Regions from separate parts of the Homo sapiens genome. Here region 2 is linked to region 1. Evidence: chromatin loops called from intact Hi-C (ENCODE). Cell type or tissue: heart right ventricle. All regions are shown on one strand. Region 1 overlaps FOCAD (focadhesin). Region 2 has its middle 13 kb from the start of HACD4.

Evidence for each region. Peaks named below come from ENCODE experiments on the same cell type or tissue, not always from the same donor. Only the 100,000 strongest peaks of a DNase experiment are listed, where the experiment ranks them.
Region 2: it touches region 1 in a loop (2.1-fold over the local background); 7 of 110 quality-filtered maps call a loop at or near these places.

Annotation. Positions count from the first base shown.
Region 1 is chr9:20,987,819-20,992,818 of GRCh38, forward strand. It overlaps FOCAD (focadhesin), which reads left to right. Exons shown (of 44, transcript NM_001375567.1): 41 at 514-611; 42 at 2,305-2,556. Among named protein-coding and RNA genes, the nearest start is that of HACD4, 41 kb to the right of the region's middle. In heart right ventricle, no CTCF peak of the experiment used is centred here; a DNase peak (open chromatin) is centred at 2,313.
Region 2 is chr9:21,042,541-21,047,540 of GRCh38, forward strand. No RefSeq gene overlaps it. Among named protein-coding and RNA genes, the nearest start is that of HACD4, 13 kb to the left of the region's middle. In heart right ventricle, no CTCF peak of the experiment used is centred here; no DNase peak of the experiment used is centred here.

The DNA of each region.
Region 1 (5,000 bases):
TTTTTTAAAAAACAAAATTAAAAGGGAAAAAAGTCAATATTGCTGCTAATGGAAATATAATGGCTGTATTTTGTTTTTCTTTACATGTCTTTGGGTTAGGTTTCCTCTGTGATTTGGCATAAATTGGGAACACTGAAGCAAAGGAGAACTATAAAAACAAATAATTGTCAACAATTCAACATTGCTAGTTAGTTGGCATGCCAGATTTCTCCTAGTGTGTTTAATTTTGAGAGAGAAACTCCAACAAATGCATTTTATCACTAGTGGTCAGGGAGATTTAAAGAATAAATTGGCTTTTGAAAATCAAAGACCAAAATACTGTTATCTGATGTGAATAATGTCAAAGAACTCTCTCACAGGCAGTCACAAGTCTCGGGTATTGCAAGGGAACATGAAACTGGTTAATGGAATCCTCACCAGGTGTTCTGCTTTAGTTATGATGGTTGTTACTGATCTGTTTTACATTTCAAAGGAAAACCATGGTCTAGTAAGAAAATACCCTTTTCATTTCAGGCGTTTTGAAGAGAATGGAGTGGCTCTTGGAACTGATGGGTTATATTAGAAATGTTGCTTACCAGTCAACATCCTTTCACAATACGGCTCTTGACAAGGTAAAATCTAGAGGAGTAGTTTATAGCTTCCTTAAAATACAGAACTTATATTAGGTTGGTGCAAAAGTAATTGCGGTTTTGCCATTAATTGGCAAAAACTGCAATTACTTTTGCACCAACCTAAAATATATGCTCCCAAAAGAGGAGCACGTTGCTGTTTGCAGCTTTTCTTTCCCTCTTTCCTTTTATTTTAGACACACTTAATGATTCTCTGATGCCGCAAGAAAACTGGTATTCTTACCAAGCTCTTGGAGACACCCAAGGCTGCCCTTTGAGAAATATTTTCAACAAAATATGTTTCTTGACAGACAGAACACAAAGGACACTTGGGAGAGAGAGAACCCAAGCTCCTGTGTAGCTGGGATTGATCCCATAAAGGATGTGGGAATATAGGGCTCTGGCCTCCACACTGGCCAGCATATGGCTAAAAATGCCTGCTTTGAAGAGGTTCCTGGAGTGTATGCAGATAATCTTATGTGTGCCAATACTTATGTGCATGTGTGCATATATGGAGGGGAATTTTTATCACACCTGCAAAATTACCTATGACTCAAAAAAAGTAAGAACCGCTAGTATTAGGTTTGGGTAAGTTTAAAAATAAAAGATTAATAAGACGAAGACAGCTCTTTCCTGCTTTCCTTCATTGTGTTGACTTAGCTGGCAGCTGTGCATTTTGTAATAGCAGAATTTTTTTTCTGTAGGCATGCTTCATGAGTATTCTGTTTGCTGTGTGAGTCAAATTTGCATAACCTGGGATGTTTTTTGAAGTTCTGCCCAGTTTTTCTGAAGAGTTGTATGTCTTTTTGAAATTTTAATTTGTGAGTTTAGGAATTTTAAGAGATTAGGAAGTACTTTTTAAACTTTTTTTGAACTTGCGTGATCTGTCCTCTTTCTTCTGATTTCCTAAGTTTTTATTAACTTTCTCTGTTTTCTTACAAAAACCTTAAAACACTGAGAAAATACAGATAAGCAGAAAGAAGTGTAGTTTAAATCACAGTAATCCAACTACTCAGAGGTGGCTCCTATAATCACCATTTCTATGATTGTCTAGATTAGTCTGAAATCTAAATGGATAGATCCTGGACAGGTGTTTAAAATGCATGAAGAAGCTGGGCACAATGGCACATGTCTATAGTCCCAGCCACTTGGGAGGCTGAAGCAGGAGGATTTCTTGTGCTCAAGAGTTCAAGATCACTCTGGGCAACATAGTGAGACCCCATTTCTTAAAACATTTTTTAAAAAAAATGAAGAAAGACTTGCTCAAAAGTAGAATCAGAGTATACATATTTTTAAAAATTAGTTTTGCCCACATAACCATAAATATTTCTTCATTTTGTAAGCTCTTTGAAAACATCAAAACAGAGGAATGTTTGGATCTTGATGTGATTAGGAATTGAATAAACGATGTTTCTCCTGAAATGTTAGAGCGATAATAATGAAACTGTTGGGTCTTCTGCCTTCACATAAAGGGACTTCAAAAATCTTCTAAAGCCCCAAAATGTATCTTCATTAAACATGGAAACTGAGTTTACTGTTCAGTTCAGTTCCTCTTCTGGGTGGGGGTAGGGCAGGAGGGACTGGTTGGGTGAAGGGGAAGATGACATTGCCTCACGACAGGGGCTGTGTATGTGAACATGTGTTACTTTGAATTGTTAAAAAATATGACCTAACGTCATTTCTATTTTCATCGTAGGCTTTGGACTTCTTCTTGCTGATATTTGCAACCGCAGTGGTTGCATGGGCTGACCACACTGCCCCTCTCCTCCTCGGCCTCAGTGCCAGTTGGTTGCCATGGCATCAGGAGAATGGCCCGGCTGGGCCAGTACCAAGCTTCCTTGGCAGGAGTCCAATGCACAGGGTCACTCTGCAGGAGGTTCTCACTCTCCTTCCCAATAGCATGGCTCTGCTGCTGCAGAAAGAGCCATGGAAGGAACAGACCCAGAAGGTGAGGCTGGCAGCCACCTGCTTAGCAGGGCAGGCAGCCATTGTCTCTTCAGCAGTTTCTACTGTAGAATTGAGGTGGGAGTTAAGTGCGTCTTGAATCACACCACAGACTTTCCTACCCAGCCCCATATCTCAGCCAGATGCAGAGTCTCAGAGATTGAGGCTAGCCCAGGCTCGGGGCAACTGCTGATTAAACAACAAGGTGGCAGCTTGCTTACAGCTGGGAGTGAGGTGGAGGAAAAGTCCATACTTCATTTATTGAAGGCACTTGTTTTCTTGATCCTGGGGAGGAAAGGGTGAGTATGTCTCAGAGCTCAGAATCTCAAGGTGAGGGTCGACGGGAAGGCAAATTCAGGATTGCAAATCGTGTGATAAGTAAGATACAGTGGTGATGAGCAAGGGAAGGAGTTGATCAACAATGCCTGGGTGGGTCAGGAAGTTTTCTGCCAGGAAATGTGGGTCGGGAGCATCCATCTTCTTGTAGCATCTTTAAGGTTCCCCATAGCTTATTCCATTGCACAGATATGCTCCAGGCACCCAGTGTGCCCTGGTCTGTGCTAGATGCCAAACAGAGCTTTGTAAAGGTCTGATAGTATCACCCTTGCCCTCAGGAAAACCTAAATTGTTTAGTTTGCTGTTCAGTCTAGTTCCTCTTCTGGAGTAGGGGTGGGGCGGGAGAAGGAGTTGGGTGAAGGGGAAGATGACATTGCGTCATGTTGAGGGCTTTGTATGTGAACATGTGTTACTTTGAATTGTTAAAACATATGACCCAAAAGGAAACATTTTTTGGTTTTTAATGTTGAGGTTCCCCAGGCTACTAGCTGTTCTGCAAAGCATAACTGTGCTTACTGTACTTCTCATTATATGTTTCTGACCTGTCCTTAATACAGTTGGTTGAAAGATTCTTTTTTGAATCTCATTTAATCAAAACTGGATTTTTATGAAGTTGAAAGCTTCAAACTAACTTTTTTTTGCTTATTCTTGAAATCTGAACATTAATCTTTAAAAACATTTCTGAACTGTAGACCCATAGTTTAGCTATGCACAACTCCACCAAGTATCTCAACTAAAATGCCTTTTATTTTTCTTAAACCTGATAAGCATTAGTATTGCTGCCCCAAATTTTGTGCTTTGTGTCCCATTTAAAATCAAATTTTGGCTGGGCACAGTGGCTCACACCTAGAATCCCAGCACTTTGGGAGGCCAAGGCAGGCAGATCACGTGAGGTCAGGAGTTCGAGTCCAACCTGGCCAACATGATGAAACCCTGTCTCTACTAAAAATGCAAGAATTAGACGAGTGTGGTGGTGTGTGCCTATAATCCCAGCTACTCAGGAGACTGAGGCAGGAGAATCGCTTGAACGCAGGAGGCGGAGGTTGCAGTGAGTCGCAATCCCTCCGCTGCTCTGCAGCCTGGCTGACAGATTGAGACTCTGTCTCAAAAAAAAAAAAAAAAAAAAAAATTTAAATGTGGTCTTCCCATATATTATTTCTGGACTGGGATACCACGTTCCCTTTGGACTACAATGTAGACCTCTTGCATTGATTATATATTTGTAGTGCTTGACTTTTTTGCTTATCGGTTGGATATTATAGCACAAAACTGAGAAAAGGAAAATCAACAAAGAAAAAAATTTTTGATTAAAGCAGGGAATTAGGAATATTTTCTTTTTCTCCCTATTTTACTCTTTCTTCAATCTAGCTTCTATATGTGAAACTAAAATGCCTATTACCTATCACCAATGTATGTGTTTTTAGTGAACCAAGATTGGCAGCATTCAGTCATTGATTAAATTACCCTGTATCTAATTCAAAAACAATTCAGGCTGCATCCTGAGAGATCAGCCAAACTCATAAATACTATGAGTTTCCACCTCATTTGCAGGATTTATTCATGGTTAACATGCTTGGCTCTACCTAGTGAATTATTTTATGCCATTTCTCTTGCATTTCAATTTTCTGTTTCATATCCATTTGGGCACAACTGTTCTCATCTACAGAAACATATTTTATTTCAGAAATGGGGGCTTATATCTGATGTGTTTTCTATTTACTGCCCAGCCTAGGAGCCTAGACCAAGCTGCACACAGAACCAGGTGGGAGGCAGCATGATGCAAAGAAAGAGCATAGGGCTCTGAAGCCAAGTGTACTTGGGTTCAAATCTTAACTCGGCTATACATTGAGGGTGGACTTGGGCAAGGTTTTTAATCTCTCTGGGCCCATCAGAGTGATGAGAGATAATGTTCCTGGCACACAGGAGGCCCTCTGGGCCCATGTCTACCTCCCTCTTAAAACCTGTATCAGCAGCCAGGCATGGTGGCTCACACCTGTAATCACAACACTTTGGGAGGCCAAAGCAGTTGAATCACAAGGTCAAGAGATCGAGACCATCCTGGCCATCATGGTAAAACCCTGTCTCTACTAAGAAAAAAATACAAAAATTAGC
Region 2 (5,000 bases), 55 kb after region 1:
TACCCAAGATAACTCACTCCTCATGAATATATAGAACATTTCCGTTGCCCCAGAAAGTTCTTCATGTCTTCTCAGTTGACTGGTTCCTGTCACATGTCCCTTCCTTGTGACTTATTTCTATCACTACAGATTTGTTTTGTCTGTTCTGAAACCTATAAGTGGGCTCATTATGTACTCTTTCATATTTGGCTTTTGTTGAGCATAATGTTTTCGAGATTCCTCCAAGCTGCTGCATGTATCAGTGGTTCATCTTCTTGGTGAGTAGTATTCCATTTTATGAATATAACACAATTTGTTTCTCCATTCTCTTGATAGACAGTTGGATTGTTCTCAATTTGAAAATATTATGAAGAAAGCTAGTAACATCCTTGTACAAGTCTACTTGTAGAAATTTGTTTTCACTTCTCTTAGGTAAATATTTAGGAATGGAATTGTTGAATTATAGGGTAAATATATATATATATATATTTAATAAGAAACTGCCAAATAGTTTTCCTGAGTAATTGTATCACTTACATACCCACTAATGATGAATGAGAGTTCCACATCCTTGGTAATATATCAGTGTTTTTAATTTTAGCCATTCCATAGGTATATAATAGTATATCATTGCAATTTTAATTTCATTTCCCTGATGAAGTATGTTAAGTGTGGTTTCATGTGCTTATTTAACCATTTATATATCTTCTTTTGTGCAGTGTCTCTTCAAGTGTTTTCTCCATTTTATAGGGTTGTATGTCTTATTATTGAAGTATAAGAATTCGTATAATATGAATACAAGGCCTTTGTCAGATGTATGTATTGTGCATATATTATAATATACAACTATTCATTTTTTAACTCAGATTCTGACAGATTCATTTTCTTAATGGTATTTTTTGATGAAAAGAAGTTTTAATTTTGATAAAGTTTGATTTTTCTTTATGATTAGCATTTTCTGTGTCATCTCTAAGAAATATTTACCTACCCTAAGATTGGCAAAAATATTTGCCTGTTTTTTCTTTTAGAGGACAATTATTTGGATATTGACCTTGTATTCTGCTAAGATTCTACTAGTTCTAGTACTTAATTTTGTTAAATTCCTTAGAATGAGGTTATGCCATCTGTGAAGAAAGTGAGTTTTATTTCTTTCTTCCAGGTCTTTATGCCTTTTATTTCTTTTACATGCTTATTACTCTGGATACAATCCACAATAAAATGTTGAATAGAAGTAGTAAGAGTGGACATCCTTGCTTTATTTCTGTTCTTAGGGAGAAATCATTAAGTCTTTTTCTTCATTAAGTATGAAGTTAGCAGTTGAAGCCTTGTAGATATTCTGTTAGATTAAGGAGATTTTCTTCTATTCTTAGTTTGCTGAGAGTTTTTTTTGTTTTTAATCAGGAATAGGTATGGAATTTCATCAAAGGACTTTTCTGCATCTATTGAGATTATATTTGTTAATGTGATGAAGCAAGCTTGCATTACTGGACCGAACCTCACACTTAGTCAAGATGTGTCATCGTTTTCATGTGTTGATAGATTTGTTTGCCAGTATATTAGGCTTGAAGTCTACTTTGTTTGACACTAATAGTTACTCTAAAGTTTTCTTATGACAAGTGACTGCATGTTATATCTGGTCCTATTCCTTTACTTTTAGCATTTTTCTAACATTTTGCGTGTGTCTCTTATAAACAGCACACAGCTGGGTTTTATTTTTTTTTAATCTAGTTGCCAATCTCTGCCTTTTAATTATTTAGTTTACACTTAAGGCAATCATCGCGATGATTGGGTTAATATCTACCATTTTGCTATTTATTTTCTATTTACCTGTTTAATTTTTTTTTCCTCCTTGCCTGACATTTTTGGAATTATCAAGTACTTTTGGGAATCCCATTTTGTTTCTTCTATTGGCTTTTTAGCTACAATTTTGATTCTTTTAATGATCTCTCTAGGAATTATCAGATGTATCATAATCATAACATACACTGAATATTATAGCACATCACATTCGCTGTATTTTAAGAAACTTGCAACAAAATTCCATTTGTTCACTTTCCTAATTTCTGCTATTTCTGTATTCTGTCATACATTTTGCTTCTACATATAAAACAATAAATTTTAGTTTTGTTTGTTTGTTTGTTTGTGACGGAGTCTCGCTCTGTCACCCAGGCTGGAGTGCAGTGGCGCGATCTCGGCTCACTGCAAGCTCCGCCTCCCGGGTTCACGCCATTCTCCTGCCTCATCCTCCCGAGTAGCTGGGACTACAGGCGCCCGACACAACGCCCGGCTAATTTTTTGTATTTTTTTAGTAGAGACGGTGTTTCACCGTATTAGCCAGGATGGTCTCGATCTCCTGACCTTGTGATCCGCCCGCCTCGGCCTCCCAAAGTGCTGGGATTACAGGCGTGAGCCAACGCGCCTGGCCTAGTTTTTGTTTTAGAAAGTCAATTGCCTTTTATATAAATTTTAAAATGAGGAGGAAATCTTTACCCACTTGTGTACAATTTCTGAAACTCTTCATTCTGTCACATAGATTCTCTTTTCGTCTCATACCATTTCTGGATTTTGTTATACTTTTAAAAATATTGGATTTTGTGCTAGCAGGCAGTTGATTTACTGTCAGGCAGCTTGATCCTGCCCAAGCTTGTTTTTGCTTAGGGCAGATGTAGAGCGGCCATTAGCCTTGCGTTAGAGTAGCCCTTCTAAAACATGACCTGTCTCAGGTCTCAACTAAATAAGCAGGGTCTTCAGTAAAGTCTTTCTTTTTTGGCTGATTGGAACTGCCACACCTTTCTCTGTGGAAAAGCCTCTGGAGTCTCTGTGTGGCTCTCAGCTTCTAGTAGCTGCTGTCAGCCAGGCATTGCAGATCCCTGCCTTGTGATTGCATAGGTTAGCATTTGGCAAAAGACACTAGAGGACACCTATGAAGACATCTGGAGATCCATCACTGCATGGCTCTTTCTAATTTCTAATAGCACACTTCTAGCCTCTTCAGCCGCCTTGAACTCCAATATTTGTTTTCTCTCTCCAGCAGGAGTGCTGCTTTCCAATAGGAATTCACTTCCCTGTGCCATGGCTTGGAAACTTCCCCTAGGCAGAAAGCTGGTGTTATCCTTCTCTCAGGGACCATAGCCGTGGACTGTTTCTTGTCCAGTGCCTGAAAGATTTATAGAGTTGATTTATTGTCAAGTTCTATCATCATTTACAGTGCGATACCAATTATTCCATCCAATCCAGAATTGTTATACAGGTGAACTCTCTATATAACTGACACTTAAACTTCAATCACAGGAATCTTTAAAAAAGTAAAGATTTCTTATAGAAGTTGTAAAATATAGTATACACTTTTCTGATTTTCAAAATGAAACACTAATACTATTTACTCCTTTATCAAGAACTTAGTCGCAGTTATAAATAAACCTTATTCTGCATGGATCCCCTCAAGAGCTCTTGAAATGGGAACTTGATATTTATGAATGTTGCTATAGTTTGTGTAGGACCCACATCCATGTGAGTGTTGTTCCCTATCTCTCTTCATTTCCCCTACTTTTTCCCACCATTTGACCTTTGGAAAACTAAATTATTCCTGTCTTAGTTTATGCATAGCATAAAAATAAATCTATAAGTTGTAATTATTTGGTGCATTCCAATCCTTAATATACCTGATTTTTGTCTTATCTCTTTAGAATCATCTCTATTGTTACAGATTATGAATCATTGAATGTTTCCATTTTATTTTCTGTATTATAGTGGATGGTATACTTCTGTCCGTTTTCAAAGGAGATTTAGATCATTTTCAACTCTTTAACTTACTTTTCCACTCAATTCAAACCCACATTGTCACACACAAATTTTGTGCCAAGTGAGGTGCTAAGTGCTGGCATTTCGAGGATGGAGAGGAGTGTTGTGACTCCCTACAAAATGAAAATCATGAAAATGGCTTCCTTGGTGTGTTTCTTACATGAAAACTTAGTACTGATTTGCTGTTCTGTTGATATTCATATCATAGCCCTTTCAAGGCCCCACAGAACTTAGGGCTGCTTATGAATGATATCAGGTTGGATATTTTACCAGATATCAACATTTCTTCCTTTTAATTTCTTTTACTGTTATTTTTTCCTCCAATACAATTAATTTGTTTTAACTTTTGTAGACCTTGTGATCCAGTGCAGGTATGACGAAATGAACCTGAGCCTAATTTTTTTTATTGCTTCAATTCTTATGTAAAAATAATTAGACTGCTTTGCAATTGTAATGCCCTTCATGTAAAGGTTTGTTCATATTTAACAGAGACTAGGCTGTGTATGAGTGGAAGTTTGGAAATTTTGCTGTAATTCTGGCTTGGGATTGGGCACAAAGAAAATCATTTACTCATGTGAAGCCAATTTGCCTCATCTGTAAAATGACTTTGATAGAAACTGATCAATATAAGAGCAAATGATGGTAATAATTATAATGCCAACTATAGCTAAATATATTGAGGGTTGACTCTTGCTAGTCACTATTCTGAACACTTTATGTGGGTTAACTAATTTGCTCCTCCAACAAAGCTGCAATGGGAGTACTGTTTATTATTTCCATTTTACAGATGAGGAAACTGGAACACAGATGATCTGAGTTACCCAGAGTTAGCACTGCTAGCAAGTGGTAAAGCTAGTATTTTAACTCAGGCCTACTCAAATGATTGAACAGTGCTTTCACATATGTACTGTTTTACAAATGCTGAATTAAAATTTGCTTCAGAACTCTAGAAGGCAGTATTAACTAAACAGAAGGTTTGGCTTGCATTTACACTAATCTAAAATTCCAGTCTGCGTCCCACAGGATGTTCCCCCCTGCAACTTAATTACATCTGAAGCTATTCAGATACCCATCCATCACCATTTCATTTTCCATGGCAGCTGTCAGCCATAGGGGAAGATCTTCATGTTAAAGCAATTGAATCTATCATCCTCAGGGCAGGTTAAGATGCAACTAAAGGCTCTTTCCCTTATCTGTGCCTTCTGCTCCAGCCATTACCT